6 separate regions of the Homo sapiens genome follow, and all the other regions are linked to region 5. The links are chromatin contacts, found by Hi-C or POLR2A ChIA-PET in ENCODE. All regions are on one chromosome and are shown on one strand. The core of a region is the stretch at or near the end of the contact, and the rest is flanking DNA. Distances in the headings are between cores, read along the strand shown.

What was found. A loop is a pair of places that touch in the nucleus more often than their neighbours do. ChIA-PET counts read pairs that join two places held with the same protein, here RNA polymerase II (POLR2A). Pooled maps may share reads with other maps.
Region 1: a loop to region 5 is called in a map of naive thymus-derived CD4-positive, alpha-beta T cell, with 21 times the contacts of the local background. The contact joins the promoter of TFDP2 here to the promoter of DIPK2A in region 5. A Hi-C loop is called at or near these places in 2 of 168 maps with a recorded cell type or tissue (both naive thymus-derived CD4-positive, alpha-beta T cell) and 10 of 50 pooled maps. POLR2A ChIA-PET finds 5 or more read pairs at or near these places in 1 of 52 experiments (AG04450).
Region 2: a map of B cell shows a loop between it and region 5 (11-fold over the local background). The contact joins the promoter of XRN1 here to the promoter of DIPK2A in region 5. A Hi-C loop is called at or near these places in 6 of 168 maps with a recorded cell type or tissue (B cell, CD4-positive, alpha-beta memory T cell, CD8-positive, alpha-beta T cell and 2 more), 3 of 37 single-sample maps with no recorded cell type and 19 of 50 pooled maps.
Region 3: a map of OCI-LY7 shows a loop between it and region 5 (6-fold over the local background). The contact joins the enhancer-like site here to the promoter of DIPK2A in region 5. A Hi-C loop is called at or near these places in 1 of 168 maps with a recorded cell type or tissue (OCI-LY7) and 8 of 50 pooled maps. POLR2A ChIA-PET finds 5 or more read pairs at or near these places in 2 of 52 experiments (OCI-LY7 and PC-9).
Region 4: a map of CD4-positive, alpha-beta T cell shows a loop between it and region 5 (12-fold over the local background). The contact joins the promoter of GK5 here to the promoter of DIPK2A in region 5. A Hi-C loop is called at or near these places in 2 of 168 maps with a recorded cell type or tissue (CD4-positive, alpha-beta T cell and ascending aorta) and 12 of 50 pooled maps.
Region 6: a map of B cell shows a loop between it and region 5 (36-fold over the local background). The contact joins the promoter of ATR here to the promoter of DIPK2A in region 5. A Hi-C loop is called at or near these places in 9 of 168 maps with a recorded cell type or tissue (B cell, CD4-positive, alpha-beta T cell, CD4-positive, alpha-beta memory T cell and 4 more), 4 of 37 single-sample maps with no recorded cell type and 20 of 50 pooled maps. POLR2A ChIA-PET finds 5 or more read pairs at or near these places in 3 of 52 experiments (activated B cell, naive thymus-derived CD4-positive, alpha-beta T cell and naive thymus-derived CD8-positive, alpha-beta T cell).

Annotation. Positions count from the first base shown.
Region 1 is chr3:142,147,258-142,151,324 of GRCh38, forward strand. TFDP2 (transcription factor Dp-2) reads right to left here and starts at 2,287. Exons shown (of 13, transcript NM_001178139.2): 1 at 1,926-2,287. RefSeq lists silencers at 1,783-1,832, 2,063-2,132, 2,193-2,402, 2,513-2,562 and an enhancer at 1,932-2,432.
Region 2 is chr3:142,446,548-142,450,654 of GRCh38, forward strand. It overlaps XRN1 (5'-3' exoribonuclease 1), which reads right to left and starts at 1,490. Exons shown (of 41, transcript NM_001282857.2): 1 at 1,323-1,490. The coding sequence starts at 1,397. ATR (ATR checkpoint kinase) reads right to left here. Exons shown (of 47, transcript NM_001184.4): 47 at 2,688-3,055. The coding sequence ends at 2,882. It also overlaps the pseudogene EIF2AK1P1. RefSeq lists an enhancer at 1,208-1,487.
Region 3 is chr3:142,018,638-142,022,865 of GRCh38, forward strand. The region is part of intron 3 of TFDP2 (transcription factor Dp-2); the gene reads right to left. Among named protein-coding and RNA genes, the nearest start is that of TFDP2, 130 kb to the right of the region's middle. RefSeq lists an enhancer at 3,775-3,834 and a silencer at 3,790-4,084. Within about 2 kb of position 1,639, at least 3 of the 41 ENCODE cell types and tissues checked have a DNase peak (open chromatin) inside an H3K27ac peak, as active enhancers do.
Region 4 is chr3:142,223,611-142,227,532 of GRCh38, forward strand. GK5 (glycerol kinase 5) reads right to left here and starts at 1,975. Exons shown (of 16, transcript NM_001039547.3): 1 at 1,699-1,975. The coding sequence starts at 1,845. RefSeq lists silencers at 1,509-1,728, 1,919-2,158.
Region 5 is chr3:143,968,979-143,973,117 of GRCh38, forward strand. It overlaps DIPK2A (divergent protein kinase domain 2A), which reads left to right and starts at 2,845. Exons shown (of 3, transcript NM_173552.5): 1 at 2,845-4,011. The coding sequence starts at 3,355. RefSeq lists enhancers at 2,151-2,731, 2,211-2,320, 2,591-2,680, 2,732-3,312 and silencers at 2,411-2,460, 2,791-3,440, 3,931-4,139.
Region 6 is chr3:142,576,402-142,580,251 of GRCh38, forward strand. It overlaps ATR (ATR checkpoint kinase), which reads right to left and starts at 2,332. Exons shown (of 47, transcript NM_001184.4): 1 at 2,245-2,332. The coding sequence starts at 2,303. RefSeq lists enhancers at 2,123-2,282, 2,583-2,682.

The sequences.
Region 1 (4,067 bases), core at 1,037-3,536, 1.8 Mb before region 5:
AAGAGGTGAGTGTATTTGATTCTCTTTAAAATCCACTACAATTTAAAATTCTATGATCTAAAAGAACTCTCAATCTATGCCTTCTAGTTTCTTCTGAGATCCATTATAACACATATTGCAATAAGAGTTTAAAAGATGATGACAAGGAAGTACATCCCACTTCATCAGTTATATTGAGGGCACACGGCTCAGACAGTTAAGAATTTTAGCTGCCAGAGAAAAACTTCCATGTGCCACTTGGACTACACATTCACAAGAGTCAGGGTGGGAGGAATTACATGATCACAAAATGAGAATATGAAGTATTACACACTGCAAAAATTCAGCTTTCCTTTTTAAACACCTAGAAATGAAGAGAACTGAAAAGTAAGAGTTTAGTAAGTCTTGAACCTTTTATTAACAAATGTAAGGGCCACAGTGCTCAAACTGCAACTGCACAGCCAGAACAACGCTACAGACACCATGTCTACTCTTAGACTAGACTAGTTACAGGCACAAGATGTTCTAATAAATAACAAACACATCCAGAGCCAGTACACAAGTGTGACAGAATCTGGGGTCTAGGCATTTGATTTTTCTCCTGGTGCTGTCTGAGAATGGACACTGCCATTAAAGATTAATTACAGTAATCTGATAGTGATAAAGTTTAGCTAAATAACAGGCTAAACAATGAAATGGAAAAGGAAGCTGCAATATAGATCAATTAAACTATTTTTATATCTACTTTTAAAGAGAGACAGGGACATGATTATGCCATATAGAAAATAGATGAATATATATTCACGAGCTGAAAAAAAAAACAGGTAAATTATTTATTAGGTGAAGATAAATTCAAGCCATGAAGAGAAAACACATGGCCCAGAAAAAAAAAAAAGTAGGTTGTGCAAGTCAAATGAAAAGACACAAAACTCAGATCTCGGGGAGACAGGGGAAGGAGAAGGCTGAGCTAAAAGAGAGCCTTACTGAAAGAAAGCAAATAAGTGAGAGGGAGTCTGTGCCCTCTGAGATGGAATGAGGAAAAGATAAAAGTATTCATGGGCTCAAAGGCAGCTTCAGCAGTGAATATGGAAAAGGAATGAGCCCGTTCACTGTCTCAACACTAAAAGGGAAATAATATAGGGTCTTTTTCTAAACCAGCATCCATGGCAGTCAATAATAAAAGTGCCTAACTAATGCAAGGCATTTAATACGTGGAGGATTTTCTTACGATTGCATTCCATACATTAGTCCATTCACTCCCCGAAACACACCGAATAGGTGGATGCATCTAATTTACAGATGAAGAAACCGAGATCACACAATGGGAGATAGCACAGGCTGGTAAGAGAGACTGGGGCGCTCATCCACTTCGTTGTACTGTCTCTCAGCGAGATCCTAGGAAAACCCTTACACTTCTTTGTGAAGACAGACCTTGGCTTTCCAGATTTTCTCAAAGGAGTCTGGGCCCAAAAAGCGATCCTCTACTTCAGAGAAAAGTTCCTTTATGGGGCATATGAGGTTCTTCCAAGCACACAAAGCTTAGAAACTCTTTAAAAACAAACAAAACACCTGGTGGACACAGAGGCCTGTGAGTCATGAAAGGAGAAGGGAAAAATCGGAAAACCAGATTTAGAAGCCATCCTTCTTTGAAGAGAACGAGAAAGTAGAAAGCAGCCCTTCCCCTCTTCCACGAGGCGTGACTCAGGGACGTTACCTCCCCCGATTTGCTCTATGCACTAAGAGGGTGACCCTCCTCTGCTTTCGACTCTGGCCCAGACACTCACGGGTTACCCGGCCAGGCCTGGAGAACCCAGGTCTAAACAGATGGGACTCGTGGGGGAACAAGGGGGCCCCTGTGCGCAGGGAGGGAAACCTACCCAGGAACGCGCCCGGCCGGGTCCAAAGGCCCTCCGCGCGCGGGCCCGCGCCCTCGCCCCAGACCTTACCGCCTTCGGCTGCAGAAGAACTGGCGGCCAAGCGAGGCTGTCGGGCCGAGCCAGGAGCGCGTCTTCGGGCGCCGCCGCTTCTGTGGCGCCCGCGCTTAGGCGGCGGCCGGGTCCCGGTGGACTCACACCCGGGGAGACGCGGCCTGCCCGGTCAAGGCCCAGGAGTTTGAGGCCCCAGAACGCCAACCGTGCGCGCGCCCTCGAGCCTGCCCAAAGATGAAGGGTCAGGGCGCGCCCCGCGGGCCGGGCAGCTGCGGCAGCGCCGCAGCCGAGATCGCTACCGATTTCGTCCGCCCTCTCCCTGCCCAGCTACAGCCCCGCTTCCCCCGCGCGAGCTTTGGCGGCGGAGCAGCACAGTGCGCGCCGATTGGCCCTCAGAATGTGCGACGCCTGGCGCCGCTCCCCACGGATTGGCCGGGCCGGCAGTGCGTGCACGGAGTAAACAAACCCCGCCCCCAGGCTTCCCTTTGAGAGTAGGGGGCCAACAGATGGAGGGGCGGGACTCGTGCACTCAGCCACCGCCCCTTGGTTCCCCCTGTGGCCTCCCTGGGAGCCCTCCGCAGGACCCGACCACCCCGCTTCCCCGCCGCCTCCAGGGACAGCTGCGGGCCTGAGGCCTAGAATTTTAGACACACTTCCTTCATCACTCCTATCTCATCCCCCCTACTCCCACCCTGCGACTTGGGTGGGAATCTCTTTTCCAACTGACCCCGAAGCCAGAAAACCCCAGCTCTCTTGGAAGGAGGGGGACTGGGGCAGTTCCATTCGGTCCCCAGGCCTTTGCGGGGTCGCCCTGGGGGAGCATCAATAAGGGACAGGGGGGCGAGTGATCGTGATTGAGGCTATGCGTGGGGCCAACTGTGGGACACCTTGAAATTATTCAGACAATGAGTTAGAGACCACTGGGAATGTGGAGGTTCTTCAATATCAAGGCAAGTTAATACCCAAACCAGGACAGGTCATTCTGTCCCGCGGAAACTGCACACACCCCAAATACCCGTACACTTGGTTCCATATGAAAAGATTTTGTTCATTCGTTCGTGCCGAAGTTAAAAACCCCGTGTGAACAGCGCATTAAAACGATTAGATCTTTCTCATTTTACTCCAGTCAAATCTTATAGATCTTCTATATGCCACTTTGTTTGTTTTTGAGACGGGGTCTTGCTCTCACCGAGGCTGGAGTGCGGTGGCAGGATCACGGCTCATTGGAGCCCTGACTTCCCAGTCTCAGGTGATCCTACCACCACAGCCTCCCGAGTAGCTGGGACTACAGGCCCGCGCCACCACACCCGGCTGTTTCGCCATGTTTCCCAGGCTGGTTTGGAACTCCTGGACTCAAGAGATCCTCCCGCCTGGGCCTCCCAAAGTGGTGGGATTACAGGCGTGAGCCACCACGCCCGGCCCCAAACACTATTCTTGATATGGGGAGACATCAGTGGACAAAATAGAGACAAAAACTCCTGCCTTCATGGAGCTTACATTCTAGCAGGATGGGAAAGATAATATGCAAAAGAATACGTAAAACAAAAACTATATTACATGCTGGTATGTGTGCTATGGGAAAAAAATATAAGCAGAGGTGTTGGAGGAATGGCTTCAGTCCTAAATAGAGTGATCTGGGAAGGTAGCACGGAGAAGGTGGTATTTAAGCAAATGCCTAAAGGAGATGAGATAGGTAAGAGAGCACTTTCAGATCTTTCTCTGGGGCAGGGTGGAGAGACAATTGTATGCATAATTGCATGTAACTAGTCCTGAGAGTCCAAGAATGTCAAATGCAGTACTCCACTGACTGATTCTAAAATGCAAAAACCCCAGTGATTACTTCACATTCTCCAGTAACAAATCAATAAAAATTTAGTTTCCACAAAAAATATAACTTTAAGAAAACTTAAAGTTATATTCAACAAATACTTTTCACTCTAGGTACTACGTATACAAAAATGAGCAAGACAGACAAAACATCCACCCTCAAGGAACTCAGTGTAGCAGAGGAAATGGATTGTAAACCACCTCAATTCAATGCGTAAATAACCATGATGGAAGTACACACACAAAGTGCTTGGGCTAATGTAGGGAAAGGGGTCGCTGTCATAGAGGAGCTGTAACTATCTTAGGATCTCTTTATCTATAAAAGATAGTACT
Region 2 (4,107 bases), core at 240-2,739, 1.5 Mb before region 5:
CTACAGAATAAAAATATTACTGAACAAATTATGTATTAAATCATCACGAATAACAATCGCATTATTTTTGCACTTTAGAGATAAAGTGACTGATATATAGCAGGTACTGACTGAAGGATGCAAGAAAAGCCAAAGTTGGTTGTCTCCATTTCTGCAATGTACTGGTTTCCTTTTTAGCCCTCCCCGGGGGAAAAAAATACCTCTCTAAACCTAACTCAATCTATGTTTCAAATAAATTCAAGATAAGCTAACCTTGGAAACTTTTTGTAGTCTATTTCTCATCTACCAAATCTGATTGGAATCCAGCAACAAAAACTCCTTTCCAGAAGTAAACTACCTTCATGTTCGTAAATGCCGATTAAACCATAATTTAATAGGCTATTTACAATACTACCCATCACAACTGATTCAATCAGCTACACAAATTTCAAGCTTTTTTTCTGTAAAGCATCAGAAAAGAGATCAAATTCATTAAATGTGACAAACACCAAAGTATCACCCAAAGTCTAGTTTACCTAATAGACGACTGCTTTCTCCTCTCTTTCCACAGTTCCAATATATAAACTACGTTTTCGGAATCTACACATTAACGTTGTCCTGGGGTCAGTACATGCCAAATATTATTAGTAGTATTAATGTTCTATCAATTCGTTTCCCAACCCCCTCTGTCACACAGTGAGGCCTCCAAATAAAAGGTCCTACGCCCCACTCCCCAGCTGGCCCAAGAGTTTTTTGTTTTGGCAACAGGGGATTGGTGCTGCTTTTGAAATAACAGAAAGTAACAAAAGGCATCACCAATATGACCATCAGCCACGTCGGAAAGTCTAGGCTCCGGGGGCCGGGTGGGCCGCGCTCTAGATCAGGGAAAGTAAACAAGGTGACTGCGTGCGGAAGCGGCTGTTATCGTCTGTAAGTGGGTCTGCCGCTCTGGGTGGGATGGGGGAACCTACGAGGACACCCACTCCAGCTTCGCAGCCTCTGTAAGGAAAAAGGCAACTTGCAGCTCCCCGGGAGGAAACCGGAGAACAGTAAAAGCGTTCTTTCCCAGGACTTCATTTCGGAGTCGCGGAAGGACCAGCAGAAGCAAGAGCTGTCAGAGAAGCCGTGAACCCAGCGGCTCTGTCCACACACAGGCAACCTGCGTCCTTAGCCCCTTTCGGCTCATCCGGGCGTCCTCAAACCTTCCGTCCCCCTCCCTAATGCCACTAATCGTCCAGACGACGAGGGGAAAGAGGTGGCTCGAAAGCCCCAGCTCTAAGGTGGAGAGGGCCGCGGAGCCCCGGGTCCTCGGCTTTCTGAGCCGTTGCCCCTCGCTCACCCACCTGATGCTCTTTCACCACTTCGCTGAGACAGGGATACCGCTCTGAGATCCATCTGTAAAACTTGGGGACTCCCATTTCGATCGTCAACACTAATCCCAGTCAGGGCCAAACCGAAACCAAACGCCCCGCCGGGGCTCCGCCGCAGCCTCCGGTCGTCGCTCCGCGGATGACAACACACCGCCCGGCCGACCATAGAGAGCGCCCGGCGGGCCTAGAGCGGCAGGATCCGAGGCCGTCCGAGGGGCGGGGCTTAGCCCTCCGGGCCTCGCGCGGCCGGGGCCGCGGTACTGTCCAGTGGCGGTCAGGGAATCTGCGGAGGTTTGCTGGTGTGTTGCAACTTAGGGGCGAAAATGCCCCATGATAGAGTTGTGCTTTCTAAGTGGATTTGGAAGTGGCATGAAAACCGTACGAAGGTGTGGGAAGGGTATCGAACACTGATTTTTGTTCCGCTTGTCTCCTAGGGTTGCTAATCTCAGTATTTTTCATTCAGATTTCGAAAGATCTGGTGATTTACTTGGCTTAGTTTGTTGTTTTGTCAATAATTTTTTTTCTCTGAGGAATTTAAACTTACGTTTCTTAATACATACGTTTAAAAACGTTCTTTTCCAAATTGTTCAAAAAAATTTCCCATGTACCCGCCCCCCGCAACTGTTAACATAAGACCTTGGATACGAAATCATTTAATGTTTAGTTTTGACATTCTTGCATCCGGGTTTATCATATTTTTCCCCATCACACTTTCAACCGCACAGCAAAGGAGAGTTCTATCAACTTAAGTGAAATTATCAGTTTTAAATGTAAGAGTTTTCCACTTATTTGAATGTATTAACCCGTTACTTTGTATTTAAGTCTTCTGGATGAAAACTTACAGAAAAACCTTAAACATTTAATACTTTTTGGATTTTAAGATCTCAGGAAATGTTAAGTATCGCTGTCTTTCATGACCACTGGATTCTGCATTCTGGGACTGCAGTATGGCAGCATCACACAAATTACAGAATGTTTATTTCGTTTTCACATTCACGCTTCTTGGCTTATATTTTTTCCCTATCACACTTTAAAACAAAGTTTTATTAAGTGAACTTAATGATATGCTATTTATATTTATATATCTCTCTTACTAGACTGTCACTTCCTGGAGGGCAGGAGAGGGTAGCTCTATGCACAAGTCTGGCACAACGCCTTGCCCACAGTATTTATTCCATATAATTTTGTTCTTCAAGTGAATCCTTACAATAGCTAGGACTTTTAAAAGGAAATCAATAGAAGTTGTAAAATGAAATTAGACTTGCTTGTTTCTTGCAAATATAGTTTTTGACCATAAGAACACATGATATTCTATTTCTCCAATTATAATGCACAGTATGTATTAAGAAAGCAGTTTATTTCTTAATAACTGAATGTATATTATTTTACATATAATTAATGATCAGAGAGAAATAACAGTTGCTGAGAACGTAAATTTATGTTGTACTTTAGAATTGAACAGATACAACCACAGATTCATACCAAATGCATTACTTTTAGATTATTAACATATTCTTTTACATAATTTCATTTCACATATATGGAGTCCAACCAAGATACATCTGGCATAGTAAGTTTTCATCAGTAGCTTCCTGTATAAGGTAATGCACATGTCCTTCAATAGATAACGGCAGTCCTGTCACTCTATTTCGAGTCTTGATTACACCTTGTAGTCGCTGCTCAATGTCAAGAACATGGGTCTTGGCCTAAAAAGAAGAAACATAAAACCAAAAACAGATGTTAATAATTTGGAATTACTACCTTTCTTTATATTTTGACATTTAATAAATGTTAATACCATTTTACTGACCAATACCCCTTTTGTAAGAGCAAATACAGGAAAAGAAGAAATTAAACAAATACAGTTAGCTTGTGATACTGATTTGGAGGCTCGCAAGATTGATTCAACATCAACTGCTTGGACATGTTTCTGGACTACGTGAAATACCAGGGAATTATTTACACATTACAATTCTAGAAAAATAATTTTTTAAATCTGCTTTGGAAGTGTTTAGGACTTAAACATTTCAATGAATATTCAAATAACAATGCTGTACTGCCTAATATTTACATTATGTTAGTACATGCAAATGGGTGTTCTAAGTGAGCTACTTGGAACTGTACAATTTCTTAAGCATATCTGAATGCAAAAGGAAGAATAACGTTATTAGAAGAATAATTCTCAGAGGTGGTGCTGGGTGGGCTGGTGGGCTGCGCTGCAGCCCACGAGCACAAAGAGGAGGGCCACGGGGTGGAGACTGTTGCTGTGCCATCTGCCATCGACTTTTCCGCCAAGAGCCTGGACTCCAAATATGACTTATGTTCCAGCAGAACTCCAGGTATTAAAATAACCCCTACAACAGCCAACTTTCCCTTTTGCAGTTGCAAACCAGCTGCCGCTTATTTCTTTGGTGAAGCACTTGAGCCATGTGCGTGAACCAAACCCAGTTCATTCAAGACAGTGTTTAAGTTACTTTGCCAGACCTTTATCAAAATGGGGCTGCTGTCTTCTTTCACTTGTGACAAGTTTAGCTCATTGAGACTACATCACCACAGAGCTATTACTCACTTAATGAGGTCCACTAAAGAGAGAGTTCATCAGGATCCTTGTGAGGCTATTTCTCATATCCAGAAAATCAGATCAAGGGAAGTACCCTTTGAAGCACAAACTTCACGTTACTTAAATGAATTTGAAGAACTTGCCATCTTAGGAAAAGGTGGATATGGAAGAGTATACAAGGTCAGGAATAAATTAGAT
Region 3 (4,228 bases), core at 389-2,888, 2.0 Mb before region 5:
TCTCACCATGTTGCCCAGGCTATTCTTGAACTCCTGGGCTCAAGCAATCCTCCCACCTCGGCCTCCCAAAGTGGGACTATAGGTGTGAGCCACTGCACCCAGGCAATGTGTTTTTAAATTTTATTTTCTTTGACAACTTTTACATTTAAAATTAAGTATAGTAACTCATTTTGGTCTTATTTTGGTTTTAATATATTGTTATGAGTATGGCTGAACACTGAGCATCTTTTGTTTAAAAGTTATGTAAATGTTCCTTCCTGAAAATTATGTCCACCTATTGGTTTTTGGTGAGTTTTTTTTTTTTTTTTTGGTAGAACGTCTTTAAATATTGAAGAAATACGTTTATTCTATTATACTTGCTGCAAATATTTCCCCCAATTGAACAGTGTTTGCTTTTATATATTATTCTTCGCACATTTTTTTTTTTTTTTTTTTTGTTTTGGTGAGACGGAGATTTACTCTTGTTGCCCAGGCTGGACTGCAATGGCACGATCTCGGCTCACCGCATCCTCCGCCTCCCAGGTTCAATGGATTCTCCTGCCTCAGCCTCCTGAGTAGCTGGGATTACAGGCATGTGTCACCATGCCCAACTAATTTTGTATTTTTAGTAGAGACGGGGTTTCACCGTGTTGCCCAGGCTGATCTTGAACTCCTGACCTCAGGTAACCCGCCCGCCTCAGCCTCCCAAAGTGCTGGGATTACAGGCGTGAGCCACTGCGCCCGGCCTATTTGCACATTTTTAAGAATGTAGTCAATTTTGTAACTTTTTAATGACTTTTGTGTCAAACTTAAAAAGGCCTGTGTGTGTTTAAATATAAAAATGAAGGAAGTGAGACTAATTGCCAGGGTTTTCCTAAATTTACCTTTGCTCCCTGGAAGTGTACTTTATACATGCACTTTAAACATGCTGCATTTTACTTATCGTATAGGTTTTATATTTCCAGTTGGATATGCTGTTCTTATAAATTAATTATCAGCAGTTAGAATGTATACTAAGATTATATTAAACACCCCCCCCAACATCTTCTTATACAATTTTAAAGCCTTCATTTTAAATTATAAATCCTTGACCCACCTGGAAGTTATCTGATATAAGAAGTGACAGATCCAAGGTTTTCCCCCTGAGTTAGCCACTTTTAATGAATAATCCACTCCATGCTGATATGAAATGCAACCTTGAGTTTACTTATTTGGGTCAATTTATTGATTTTCTATTCTGCTCCACTGATCTGCCTCTTCATATGTCAGTTCCCCATGGTTTTGTTTCATTCATGATTAACAGTTCCACAAAAGAATAAGCTGAGTCAGAAAAAGAAAGTAGTGTCAGAGCATTTCCTTCCTTCCTGTACTACCTTTTAACTATCTGTTAATAACTACTGTAAAAGACTATCAATTAGCTTCAAATACAGTACTGAAGAGGTCAAGTCACAGGTCAATTCTAGAAGGGGCAATTTGTTTTGCAAAGAGAAATGATTTCACAACCTTAAGACTGTATTTCTAATTTTAGCCAGCCATCTAGAAAGCAATATATGCCACTGAAAACAAAGTAGACTAGGGAGAAAGGATATGGATGACTCAGGGGATATCTATCACCTGTATTTCAAAAATAACTCTTGGGCCAGGGACGGTGGCTCACGTCTGTAATCCCAGCACTTTGGGAGGCCAAGGTGGGTGGATAAGGAGGTCAGGAGTTCAAGACTAGCCTGACCAACATGGTGAAACCCTGCCTCTACTAAAAATATAAAAAATTAGCCAGGAGTGGTGGTGTGTGCCTATAATCCCAGCTGCTTGGGTGGCTGAGGCAGGAGAATTGCTTGCACTCGGGAAGTGGAGGTTGCGGTGAGCCGAGATGGTGCCATTGCACTCCAGCCTGGGCAACAGAGCAAGACTCCGTCTCGGGGGGGAAAAGAAAGAAAGAAGAAAGTAACTCAGGCTCTGTAGGTCAACAGCATCACCTATGTAAATGAAATAAAAACAAACTTTGCAGTTACTCTGACTTCCTTCATTTTTATGTTTAAATATACTCATATACCTTTTTCTTTAAAAAAAAAAAAAAAGTTTTCAGGCTAGGTGTGATGACTCATGCCTACAGTTCCAGCACTTTGGGAGGCTGAGGCAGGAGGATTGCTTGAGTCCAGGAATTCAAGACCAGCCTGGGCAACATAGTAAGGCCTCATCTCTACAAAAAAATAATAAAATTACCCAGGTGTAGTGACACACACTTATGGTCCCAGCTATATGGGAGGCTGAGGCAAGAGGATCTCCTGAACCCAGGAAGTCGAAGCTGCAGTGAGCTGTGTTCATGCCACTGCACTCCCATCTGGGTGACAAAGCAACACCCTGTCTCAAAAAAAAAAAAATAGTTTTCACTTTATTTACTAACTAGTATTACCTACCTGCACATGCACATTACACCACTGTTATGTTTTATTTTGATGCATTTGTACTGAACCATGTTCGCCAAAAGTCACTAAGATTAAATACAAAGTTAATCACTATTACAAAACTTTTTAACTGAATGACCTCAACATCACTATAATTGGGATGGGTGACAAAGAGAAGATAAAAAAGTTCATAATATCTCCAAAGTATAATGGTTAAAGTGACCTCTGGAACCTTCCTCTTTCTATTTGGTTCTAAATGGAGATCAGGCATCCCATTGTGCAAAGATAAGGACAGAAAATCTGACACGCACATTCCTACATATCACATACACGGAAGGAAAAGCCTGAATGTTTCTGCAGCTGCCAGAACATAGAGAACTTTCAGGATTCACCCAAATGGATCACCTAACCAGAATCTTTCCAAAGGATCCTTGAAATGACCATAATATTAAGTGTATTTATAGCTCTATGGTCATATTTCTAAATGAATAAATCTTATATGTCAGTCTTTCCTACATACTTTCCCTAGAAGATCAAACCTGTTCTCTTGGCTTTGTTGAACATTTTCACTTAGGGGACACTTTCTAAAAACGATTAGCTAGCTCCCTCCTTTTCTTGTATCTAGAACCATGAATGCCCTAAATTCTTAAATTTGAAAGGAGAAAAACATTTTTTCTTCTCCATCTTACCACATTGCAAGATTTAAACAGTATCTCCTCATTGCTTAAGCAAACTCCTCAATTCAAGCTCTGGTATCTGGAATATTATAATTGGTTTCATTTAGTTCATCAAACCTAAAAGATCTTAGAAATCACTAAGGTCACTTGCAGGGCCCTTCTCCTTCAATAATTTTTTAAGTGTTCACCCAAAAACATTTGTCTCATCTGTAGGTTTGATACTGCTGGTTTTTCATTGGCTTCTTTATCTTTAGTTAAAATATGTCCTTTTGAAATCTTTTTTCTGTTAGCATATTCAGTCAAGGAAACTTTTTAATTGTTCAATTTCTCATTTTTCTTCCACCTGCTCAACTAAAATTTCCTAGTTTTGAAATGTATCTTCTGATTAATAATTGAGGAAGTTTACTGTATGTCCTCAAACAACTTGATCCTCCCAATCCTTCCCGGCAGTTCTTCCCAAATATGAGTGATCACAAGATTCACTACAAAGGGAAGAGAGGTGTCTCTTATTCAAAACACACACTCCTGAGCTCCACTGGACACCTAAAGATTCAAAAATTAGGTGGAGAATTTGTATTTTTAAGTGCCTCAGATGATTCTTATGGTCTGGTAAGACTCTTTGTTCAAATTAAGGAAATAACGAAATGCAAGTGGACTCTAGTACACTGAACTTATTTCTATTCTCATTTTAAAAGAGTCTGAGTGACCCTTATTTCTTCTGTTTCTTGTTCTTAAGTGTTATATTTTTTCACTGTTTAGCCCATTTTCAATCACCACTGTTAGCACCATCACAACAGTCAATACACCCACCAGATGGCACACAGACACTGTTTACAGGCCTAGTAAAAGAGAAAGCACAGAAAGCAGCACATTTTATCTCATACCAACAGCCACTGAATGGCTAGAGTTGATCAAGACAGCTGAGTGCAACCACAAGGATCAGAATTTATGAGTACTCAAATACCCAAGAGTACTTCACTGGAAATTACTCTCATGAAGAAGCTCACAGTCCGAGAGGGTAGCCAGACAGGGGTAACAGATAAATCCTTTTAAATTTACAGTTAAGTGAGATATTTTTCTAATATTTATAAGAGGTGACCATGACTGCAGACAGACTTTGAATTAAAAAGCTGGGTTCCTGGGCCGGGCACAGGTGGCTCACGCCTG
Region 4 (3,922 bases), core at 725-3,224, 1.7 Mb before region 5:
GGCGGTTCACCTGAGGTCAAGAGTTCAAGACCAGCCTGGCCAACATGGCGAAACCCTGTCTCTACAAAAATACAAAAATTAGCCAGGCATGATGGCGGGTGCCTGCAATCCCAGCTACTCAGGAGGCTGAGGCAGGAGACTTGCTTGAACCTAGGAGGCAGAGGTTGCAGTGAGCCGAGATCATGCCATTGCACTCCAGCCTGGGTGACAGAGCGAGACTCCGTCTAAAAAGAAAAAAAAGAAAAACTTAATGGAAGGAAGTCTGATGTTTCCCCAGAACAAATGCTCAAAGCAGTCACTACTCACTGGCACTCTAGCTGGACCTTGCTCCTGGGCAAGTGCTACAAAGAAAAACACCTCTAAGGTGGTGGGAAGAAGAACGGGACACTGAGAAAAAGGGGGAATACAGTGCTGCTGGGAATGGTTAGGTAACTGATGGCTCCGGCCCTCCCTCAAATTTCTAACATAAAAAGATGTTGGTACTGGGAAGAGAAAATAAGAACACCATAACAGGCTGGCTGCAGTGGCTCACGCCTGTAATCTTGGCACTTAGGGAGGCCGAGGCGGGTGAATTATTTGAGCCCAGGAATTTCCAGACCAGCCTGGGCAACATGGCAAAATCCCATCTCTATTAAAAAATACAAACAAATTTAGCCAGGCATGGTGGCCCCTTGCCTGTAGTCCCAGCTACTTGGGGGGCTGAGGTGGAAGGATCACTTGAGCCCAGGAGGTCAAAGCTGCAGTGAGCCGAGATCACAGCACTGCACTCCAGCCTGGGTGACAAAGTGAGACCCTGTCTCAAAAGAAAAAAAGGAACAACAATAAGAACACCATAACAAATAAATATTATTTTTGGTGCATTGACAATTGTGTATAAATCAACACTTCATTAATATGAGAACAGAAGGATATCAATTTGTTGGTTGCTGACCAATATTATCAACAATTCAAGGCTTTACTAACAACCAACCAATGATTTGGCAGGTCTCTCAAACGAGGGGAAATAAAGAATTTTATGAATTCTCAAAGATGGAAAATAGAAAACTGATGACCACACAGCCTTCAAAACTTGCCCAATACCTCTAATATCCACGGCAATCAGTTGCTCACGTAAGGAACCAGCATTTTGTGGAGTAGTAGTTAATAAAGATGACAAGTGAAGAATAGAGAATAAACTTAAATTCTACAAAGATATGAAAAGTTATTGAGGCACAAGTCCAAAGGCTATAATAAAGAAAAAAGAAAAAAAGTTTTGAAAAATTAAAATGTAAATAAAGATGTGGTGGGAGATCTATCAGGGAAGTGCAGGAAGAACCAAGCAACTCACAAACCACCCTCTGGCTGGATGTGCACAGCCTGCCCAGTCCCGTCCGGCGAGTCACCTCAGTCCCATCCAGGTAAGGCCGGACAGGTGGCTCCCCAGGTGGCAAGAGGCAAGCGAGCGGCCCAGGTCATACACCGGGCCCCTGGCACCCTCAGCCTGGACAGGAAGGGCGCGCGGGATTCAGCCCAGACGAGGGAGGGAACGCGAAGACTCAGCCGGTCTGGGCGCGCCGTTCTGGCCCCAGGGCCCGCGGGTGCTGCAGGTGGCCGCGTCCAGGGCGGTAGGTGGGGCCTGCCCGCTCGCCTCCCGAGGCCGGACCCCGGGACTCAGCGAAACCCAGTCAGACCCGCGCCCCACGCCCGCCCCCAAGTCACCTTCTGCACGCTGGAGCCGCAGACCCGCGCCGCCCGGTCATAGACGTGGCAGCGGATCACAGAACTGCCCACATCCAGCCCCAGCACGAAGCCGGGGTACCGCGGCTCCTGCGCTCTCTGCTCCGGGTCCGTGAGCAGCCCCGACATCCCGATCCCGCACGCCTCTCCGCTACAGCCGCCTACCCAGAGGGCGCGCTACAAATCCCAATGCTCCAGAGTCCCCGGGCGGCCCAACCCGGGCCCCAACCCGGCTCAGCCGGAGAGCCTAGAGAGGCCTGGCCCCTGCCGCCGGCTCCACCCCGACGCCGTGACGCCACGGGCGCGCGCCGGCGGCCGCGCGGGAGGGGTGGAGGTGAGCGGGTTTGCGCCGTGATCTGCAGCCCCAGATCGCCAGCCATGCTCAGCCTCCAGTCGCCGGCCGCGGTTGGATTGACTTGGCCCTTAACTCTTGTTTTTTTTCTTTTTGAGACGGAGTCTCACTCTGTCGCCCCGGCTGGAGTGCGGTGGCGCGATCTCGGCTCACTGCAACCTCCGCCTCCCGGGTTCAAGCGATTCTCTTGCCTCAGCCTCCCGAGTAGCTGGGATTACAGGCGCGCTCCACCACGCCCGGCTATTTTTGTATTTTTAGTAGAGAAGGGGTTTCACCATGTTGATCAGGCTGGTCTCGATCTCCTGATCTCGTGATCCGCTCGCCTCGGCTTCCCAAATTGCTGCGATTGCAGGCGTGAGCCACCGAGCCCGGCGGCCCTTAACTCTTAATTTTTTCTTTTGCTTCTCCAGCTTCCTGAGAGGCAGCGCCAGCGTTTCTCTTAACCCTAGCTACATTTGAAGAATCTCTGTTAAAGAAAAATAGCTACCCCATATGCTAATCGTAAGGAGAGAAGTATAGGCTAGTTTATATAAAAATCTCAAAAAGTTTGGAGGTGCCATAAGGCACATTTATTCATTTCTCAACTATGATTATGACTTGAGGGTTGGAGAAATTTTTATCTGAGTAACTTTGGCAGACTAACCTGTGTCTGCGTTCGTGCAGAATTTTTCAAGCTTAAAACATTTGTAGAGGTCACTACCATATATAGTTTCCATTTTTTTGCTAACATTTTGGGTGCGACTTTATTTCAGTATTATTAAATGCACAGCCATTGAATATGCTAGAGTTAAATGAAATAAAGTGCTGTTTTTCAAAAATGAAATAAAACAAGTGACATAAAAAATTCAAAATTTGGCCAAAAGTATTAATATTTATTAACAAACTGAGAGCTCCCCACGACTTCTCTTCCCAGAAAACCTGGTAAAGTTTGCACACAATACAAAGCGGTAAATATTTGCCAAATGAAATACAACGCAAGGAAGAAGACTTTTCTCAGCCCTCTAGTGGGAAAGAAAGGAGAAAGCTTAAGGTGGCTGCTTTGACCATCACACTCCACTCCAGCGGTTGCTTTTTTTTGGAATCTGAAAGCCTCACAGAGACCCTTTACCTTTTGTTGCTGCCCAAGGGGATGGGCTCATCCAGACACTTGGCCAAAAGGAACAAGGTGTCCTGTGGAAATTTCGAGATTCTTGCGGCTTAGGTTCCTGGGCCTGGAGCTTTCCCGGGGAGGGTCCTGATCTGCAAGTAGTGGGGAGGTGGTTCCACCTGCGCCACCCACCTCTCCACTGCCACCAGCAATCTGTGAAGCCGGGGCCTGAAAATATTCCTTATCTTCTTTTTGTAAAATTAGCAAACATATGAATATATGTTTTGTGTGAAAACGTTTAACAGTGCCAACTGGTATGTCAATTAAAAGGTAAAAGATAATCATTTTGGCTGGGCGCGGGGGCTCACGACTGTAATCCCAGCACTTTCGGAGGCCGAGGCGGGCGGATCACTTGAGGTCAGGAGTTTGAGAGCAGCCTGGGCAACATGGTGAAACCCCGTCTCTACAAAAATACAAAACTTAGCCGGGCGTGGTAGCGGGCTCCTGCAATCCCAGCTACGGGGGAGGCTGAGGCAGGAGAATTACTTGAAGCCGGGAGGCGGAGGTTGCAGTGAGCCGAGATCATGCCACTGCACTCCAGCCTGGGCGACAGAGCAAGACTCTGCCTCAAAATACATACATACATACATACATACATACATACATACATACATACATACTTACATACATACATACATACATACTCATTTTGAATCAAAACTTTTTTTAGACAGGGTCTTGCTCTGTCGCCCAGGCTGGAGTGCTGT
Region 5 (4,139 bases), core at 1,595-4,094:
CTTGGCATGTTCCCACTAGACAACAGTAGTACCCCACTCCCTAGTTTATGAAATCAAAAATGTCTCCAGACATTGCCAACTGGCCCCTGGGAGGCAACAGTCCCTTGCTGAGAACCACTGCAGTAGAGAATAGAATAGTAATACAATGTAAAACTTTGACTATCAAAATGGATGTTAGTATCAAACTACTATGGTATTTAATTCCATCTGATAATATTTAAAACAGTGATAGTTACTGTAAAATGACATTTTACAATGCACTGGAAATTACATTATTTGCCATTACTTAAAATAATGGTCAAGAACTTTAAATGATCCACTGGTTGAAAGCATCCTGTAGTTTATAGGAAAGGTGAGTAATGCACATTAACCTTCACTTAGAGTTTTTTTTTTTGGAAACGGAGTTTTTGCTCTGTCGCCAAGGCTGGAGTGCAGTGGCGCCATCTCGGCTCACTGCAGCCTCCGCTTCCTGGGTTCAAGCAATTCTCCAGCCTCAGCCTCCCGAGTAGGTGGGACTACAGGCGTGCGCCGCCATGCCTGGCTAATTTTTGTATTTTTAGTAGAGACAGGGTTTCACCGTGTTGGCCAGGATGGTCTTGATCTCCTGACCTCGTGATCCGCCTGCCTCGGCCTCCCAAAGTGCTGGGATTACGGGGGTGAGCCACCGTGCCTGGCCCCAATTAAGAGATATTTTGCAAACCTTAATATGGCACTTTGGAACACTATATGTTTATCTTGTATAGTTCTAAGACTTTTTTCCTTTTGATGAATGTATTAAGTTCTTGAAAACTATCTCTCCTGATAAACATCTAGAAAATTTAACTGAAAAGATCAGAGCTTTTAAACAAATGTAAACTACTTAGATGCAGAGCAAATGTTTTTCAAAATTCAAATTGTGTAGACTAGTAACCGTGTTTTATTTCCATGTTTCAAATGATGCCTATACAATTCCAAGCATCTGGAGGCTGAGAATAGTTTAAGAACTCCAAAGACCTATTCGATACAAAGAAGCAGTACAGGTACCTCCTTAATCCTGTTACTAGTTACCTAAATAGTCTCACTATGCCCCGGTTCTCTCAGCTTAATCAGTTTAATGGCAACTTATGTAGTACTTTTATTGTTTTAAACCAATTCTAAATAGATTGTCTACTATTAATCGAACAAATTTATGAGGCATATAGAAAAGATGTCAGAAAGAAGAAATTTGTAGTTAAGTAATAACTTGCTTTGTTTACAATTCAGCAGCAGCAGCAGCCTCACAGCTGAACTACAGCACAGGTCTCCAGAACCATCACACCAAACTCCTTTTCCTAAGAAAATCTCACTTGAGCTTTTAACTCTATATTATATGGAGTTTGGGGATATTTGAAAGCAAGTTAAATAAAATTCCCACCAAAGGCGGCATAAGGCACTAGGCAGAAGTAGCCAAACTTAAGTACAGTAAGTCAATTTCTAGAAAGCTTTGAATATTATTTCAATTTGTCTGTCCGTATTCAATGCAAATCGTTACAAAATCACGTCTATTTTGAATTTATTAAATTTCTCAAAGTTTTTTTTTCAAAATCTGAGTTCTTATAAGAATTTGTAACAAATACCTGTTACAATTAAACAATACTGAAAGTATTGTTACTTTTGATAACCTGGTATAGATGTTTCTTATTAACCCGCTGTAGAGTTGATCTACACATGCCAGTTACCATGGTCTTCTAAAAGCACTGTTCAAGCCCTAAAATTAACTCAGTTAAGACTCAGTTGTTTAATAACGTATCAGGAACCACCTGTCCCTCAGACTAAAAATCACTTCTCATTTTAACTACTCTAGCACTAAAAGTGAATAGCATAATAATGTATCTACTAGCGCTACTGCTAAACAGTCCGGGTCCCCTGAAACTTATCCCTAAACACAGTGCTTTCGTGCGGCATCTGCGCCTTACTTTTGCAGTCTGGGGTGACTGAGTCAACGTGACCGTGCGGAGCACCAAGCAGCCCCGGGTCCCCATGGCTACCGCCAGGGCAACGCTTCGCGGCCCGCTCCTCAGGGACCCTCAGGGGCGGCACCGGGAAATCAGCTTTGCGGAGAGGAACCGCAGGGCTCCGGGGACGGGCTAGGGCAGCCGGCGGGCAGCAGAGGCAAGCCTGGCAAACTCTTCCCGGCTTCTTCGCGGCGCTTGGGGCAGACGTCCTGGCGACACCAGGCCGCGTCGGTTCCCCTTCATCCTATTTTCCCTTTAACACGGTGGCTTGAGAACTTTATTTTGTGCTCACTCAAGAAAATTTTAAATGATTTTACAGATACAACCCCAAAGATGAAGCTCCAACAAACCCGCCACTACTCGAGCCTTTCTCACCGTCTTCCTCACAGGCCCCACCCCCTACCGCGAGGAGCACGAGCTGAGGGGAACACAAGCCCCCGTCGGGCACTCCCCGGCCTCGCCCCACCCCCCAGGCGCGCACCCAACCCATATAAGGCGAGGGGAGGCAATCGCGCCAGCTCTGCCTCCGCCTCGCGCGCCGTCCAGAGGGAAGGATTTGCAATAGACTTCCTCAGTTCATTTCTTCTTATTCCCTCCTCCCTTAAAGGGCCGTTTCCACAATAGTGAAAGGAACGCACCAGTAAACCACAATAATCATAAAAGATGACTGTAATTAAGACTCTTTCTGAAACCAGAAACCGCGAGTTCATGCCCCCACCTCAAGAGCCCGAGCTTCCCCCTCTCTGAACCGCCCCCACACCCGCTCCCGCGAGCTCCCGCTTACGCTTTCCGGGCGGCGCGCGACGCGCTCGCTCCGCCCCTCTGGCCCCGCCCCCGGCTCCCCTTCTTGGTCTCAGGAGAGCCAGCGCGCACAAGCAAGGGTGTGCGGCTCTGAGACGTGCGTTGCTGCTTGTGGGTGTGAGACATCCTAGCTCCTCTTCCCCTTCCGTGAGTCCCTCCTTTCCTCGCAGACCCCACTTGTCGTGGCTGGCTGCCGCCGCAGCTCTTGTGCGAAGCCAGCAGTGCGCGTGCGCGCGGGCACGGGCGCGCGACCGTCGGGTCCCCGCGCTCCCTCCCCCTCCCGCTCCTCTATAACTTGGCTGGCGTGGAGGAGGCGCCGCCGGAGTCGGAGGGCGGGGAGCTAGGAGGAGGGAGCTCGAGAGTTGTGGAGACTAGTGACTGGGAGAAGTCGCAGCCCGCTCAGGCCCGCGCCTTCCCGCTCCCCGTCTTCCTCTCTCACACACCTACTCCGCCCTCCGCCCCAGCCCGCGCGCTAGCTCCTTCTCTCGCCCGGGGTTCCTGCCGGTAGCTCTCCGGGTCTTGGCGCGGCGGGGGCGCCCCGGGGGTGCCCTCGCCCTCCCGTTGCGGGCGGGCGGGCGGTATGTGGCGCCTGGTGCCCCCGAAGCTGGGCCGCCTGTCCCGCTCGCTGAAGCTGGCGGCGCTGGGCAGCCTGTTGGTGCTGATGGTGCTGCACTCGCCGTCGCTGCTCGCCTCTTGGCAGCGCAACGAACTGACCGACCGGCGCTTCCTGCAGCTCAATAAGTGCCCGGCGTGCTTCGGCACGAGCTGGTGCCGCCGCTTCCTCAACGGGCAGGTGGTATTCGAGGCGTGGGGCCGCTTGCGCCTGCTGGACTTCCTCAACGTGAAGAACGTGTACTTCGCGCAGTACGGCGAGCCCCGCGAGGGCGGCCGCCGCCGAGTGGTGCTCAAGCGCCTCGGCTCGCAGCGCGAGCTGGCGCAGCTCGACCAGAGCATCTGCAAGCGGGCCACCGGCCGGCCCCGCTGCGACCTGCTGCAGGCCATGCCCCGGACCGAGTTCGCGCGCCTCAACGGCGACGTGCGTCTGCTCACGCCCGAGGCGGTGGAGGGCTGGTCGGACCTGGTGCACTGCCCCTCGCAGCGCCTTCTCGACCGCCTGGTGCGCCGCTACGCGGAGACCAAGGACTCGGGCAGCTTCCTGCTTCGCAACCTCAAGGACTCGGAGCGCATGCAGCTGCTGCTGACCCTGGCCTTCAACCCCGAGCCGCTGGTGCTACAGGTAGGCGCGGAGCCAGGGCAGGGGGCGTCCTGGGAGGGGCCGCGCGTGGGAATCAGAGTCGGGAGAAGTGGCTCAGCCAGCGCTTGCCGCCAGTTCGGACTCGGCCGGGCTGGGCCAGGCTGCAGGCG
Region 6 (3,850 bases), core at 1,082-3,581, 1.4 Mb before region 5:
AAAGCCATGAGATTAGGTAAGATTACTTGGGAAGACAGCACAGATTAAAAGAGGGCCAAGGACATAGACTGAAAGCACATGTGAAAATAGTTAAGAATGACTTCTAGATTTCCAGTTTGGAGAACTAAGTGAATATGGTGCCATGTACTGAGATATCTCTACTTCAATGAATAAGAGAAAAATAATTTTTTTAATTTAAAAAAAGAAAGCTTGTGAAAGCTAGGACATGTGGGGAATTTGTATTGGATATTCTGAACCTTAACTACACATAGGACACTCAGTGAAACTACCAGTATACAGTAAATATACAATTCTATAGAAGACATGATTTGGAGAAACATATTAGTAGTCATCAAATAGCAGATTATAGTTGAAGGCAGGAGAGTGGAAAGGTCATTTAGCAAGATTATGCAGAGCAGACTGCTAATAGCAAAAAAACAATAGGACAAAATTTATCTGAGGGACTGAGGAAGAGCAGCCCATAAATTAGAACACTAATATCTTTTTTTTTCAGTAGTCTAATTGCCATAGTCAATTAAGAGGAAACATTTTGGAAGAAAAGGCCTTGAAAGCTTGAATCTGAAACCTAGCTCTGTTATCTGCTAGCTGTGCCTTTGGTTCTTCAACTTCTCTGTCCCTTTTTCTTAAACAGTGGTAACACTTGTTTCATTCTATGTCATGGATATACTATGAAAATTGATTAGCTTTTTTGATTCAAGTAGTTGTAATGAAAAAGCCATGACAATTAAAAACTATTAGACAACTCTCTGTGGGTCAGTTTTTCTATTCTTTCTCTTGGAATAGCTACAAATAAATGAAAGGTAACATAAACTCTACTGATGAAACCGACTATATATAATCCAAGAACCAATTATTTTTATTAACAGGACTCACGGAGGAAGACAGAAGAGGGAAGAGAAGTATTAACCAGTTAATTCTACTTTAAAGCAAAGTGGCAAAAATATACTCAGCTTCACAATGAGCCTGAAAGATGAAATTTGTAAACCAACTTCCTACAATGATCACTTTTCTTCCTCTTCTTTTAGAGAGGTAGAGGTTATTTTATAAACTAAACACAAAGTATACTTGCCACAGATAAGTGGAAAAAATTCACACACTCAAAAATAGTGATGCAGTTACGACAAGAATGGTCCCTTCATTTATCCTTTTATTCATATATTGAGACTAGATTATTTGGATGGCCAACCAGTGGAAATGAACACAACTGCGCTGCAAAAAGAAAGAGAAGTAGCTATCCCATTGGCTTAATGTCAGCTTTGACTTTGTGTGGAAAGTTTTCAAACAGTTTAAGAAATTGGGAAGCAGTTATTCCAAATGATAATTTAACTGCGGTAGCAGCACAAGCTTATTTATTTCTTGTTCGCAGTAGTGTAGAATTAAAACAAACAAAGCAAAACAAGCTCTACCGAGTCTTTAGGCCTGGTTCAGGGAAGCCTGCCTGTGTATTGAAGAGGTGTGAGAGCCATCAACACCTCTCCCTCCTTGTGGTAAGATACTGGTTTTCATGAGGTTTACAGACAACATGCATTTGCAAATGAAATATTAAATTGTCTCCAAATTTTGGCAACACTCTGTGCACGCTGAGATTTTGTGGACCCAGGGGTCTATCTCTCCAATTTCTGACTAAAATAACGGATCGGGAACTGGACGATCAATACGAGGGAGGTCACATCTTCAGTATGTACTATGACTTCACTTCAAAGAAAAAAACTGCCTTTTCCAGCAAGTGATGTCACTTGCAGAAAATGAGAAGCGGTGATTTTCTTTCAAGGGCAGTTTGGGGACAAAATGTAAGGCTAAAAACCAATTCCTCCACGAGTGATCACAAAGAACAGAAACTGATGGGTCAAGTCCCTCGTCTAAGGAAAAAGATTTTCGAGAAGAAAATGAGTGTAGAAAAGTGACCAGAAAGCGATCAGCAGGGACTCTTCCTCCAGCTGCAGGAAGCAAACTCTCGATCGGGGTGAGTGGTAAACCAGGGCCGGCAGACGCCTCTCTCCCCCACGGACCGGCTTCCCGCAGGTTTGTGGCGACTGCCCCATGTGCTATCAACGGGCACTCTGAGGGAGAAGCGCCCAAATCAGCCACGGAGCATCTCCACAAGGGCCGCAGCGGGGGCTTAGGGGATCCCAGCCATAGCGCAGCAGGGGAGGGGAGAGCACGTGAAACCCAAGCCGGAATCAGCGGAGGAGGATGCAGGACCCAGGCTGGGCCTAGCCCTACCTGCCCAGCTCCCGCAGGGCGGGGATCATGGAAGCCAGCTCCAGGCCATGTTCCCCCATGCTGAGGCTGCGAGGCACTAGTCAACCACGCCAACGCGGGTTCCCGGCGTCTCCAAAGCTACCGCTGCCGGAAGAGCGCGGCGCCCGACGGAGCCGTGTGGAGGCCAAAACTCCTCCCGGAAGCCGCTACTGGCCCCGCTTGCCAGGCCCAGCGTCTTTTCTGCATAGGACCCGGGGGAAGCCGGGAAGCCGTTAGGGGGCGGGGCAAGCGGGCGGGCGTGCGTCGGTCAAGTTTCCCGGGTCGCGTCAGGCTTCTTTCTCAGCACCGAGCGAGCGACGTTCGTGAAGCTTTCGTTTTGAGCGGCCAGACTCTGCTGTTCTCAAGCCTGGGAGGCACAGAGAAGCAAGACTTCCGCATCGGGGGAGGATAGGGCTTGAGGGCCGCCAGCCCAGACTCGCTTCACAAATGTGAGAACTATGACAGTCCAGCGAGTAAAGGCCAAGAGTAAACTCCAGGTTTCCCCAGAGTAACGCTCTCACATTTTAAAAGTTCCTCACGTTCCCACCGCTCTTGTCCCTCTTTCTGAGAGATACAGGCCAAAAGGTGGGCTCTCCCTGTTTTTTTCCTTTTAAGCATTTTTTTTCAACTTGAAGTCACTGTTAGGTTTCGTTGAGGACCCTACCAACTTTTAATATTTGAAAATGGGGTTGGAATATATTTGTGTCTCATCAAATCAGCAACAGTACTGTGTGTGGAAATGCCACCATTACGGGCATCCGCAACCTGTGATTTAATTTTTAAAGTAAATCAATGGATTTTGGCAATACACATTTTCTAGCTCAACTCAATTTATTGGAAAGATGACCACCATAAGAGATTGTTGACATGTCAAAGTTATGTAGTTAATCACTCAAAGTCATGCAGTATGTTTACATTTGTTCTTTGGTACATGAGGATAGTTAACCGATACAGTATCTTAAAGAAAAAAGTGATGGAATGACAGCCAAATATGCTCTTGCCTCAAGAACTTTGCATTTGCTGTACTCTCTGCCTTGAACACCACTCTGTCATTGCCCTTTTTCCTTCAGGTGTTTGCCAAATTAACACCAAAGAGCCTCATATAGACTAACATATATACACATTCTGTCTCACCCTCTTTTTTTTGTTAGATACATTGTCTTACTCTGTTGTTCAGGTTCTAGTGCAATGAATGTTGCAATCATAGCTCACTGCAGCCTCAATCTCCCAGGCTCAAGCGATCCTCTCACCTCAGCCTGGGCTCAATTGATCCTCCTGCCTCAGCCTCCTGAGTAGCTGGGACTACAGACATGCCACCACGCCTGGCTAATTATTTTTTGTAGAGACAAGGTCTTGCTATGTTGCCCAGGCTGGTCTCAAACTCTTGGCCTCACACGCTCCTCCCACCTCAGCCTTCCAAAGTACTAGAATTAGAGGTGAGAGCCACCACACCCGGACATACTATATTATTGTCTCTCTCCAGTTAGAGTGTAAGCTCTTGGAGAGCAAGGTCTTGTCTATTTTGTTCACTCTCAGATACCCAGGACCTAAAACTGTGCCTGGCACATAGGTGGTGTTCAGTAAACAT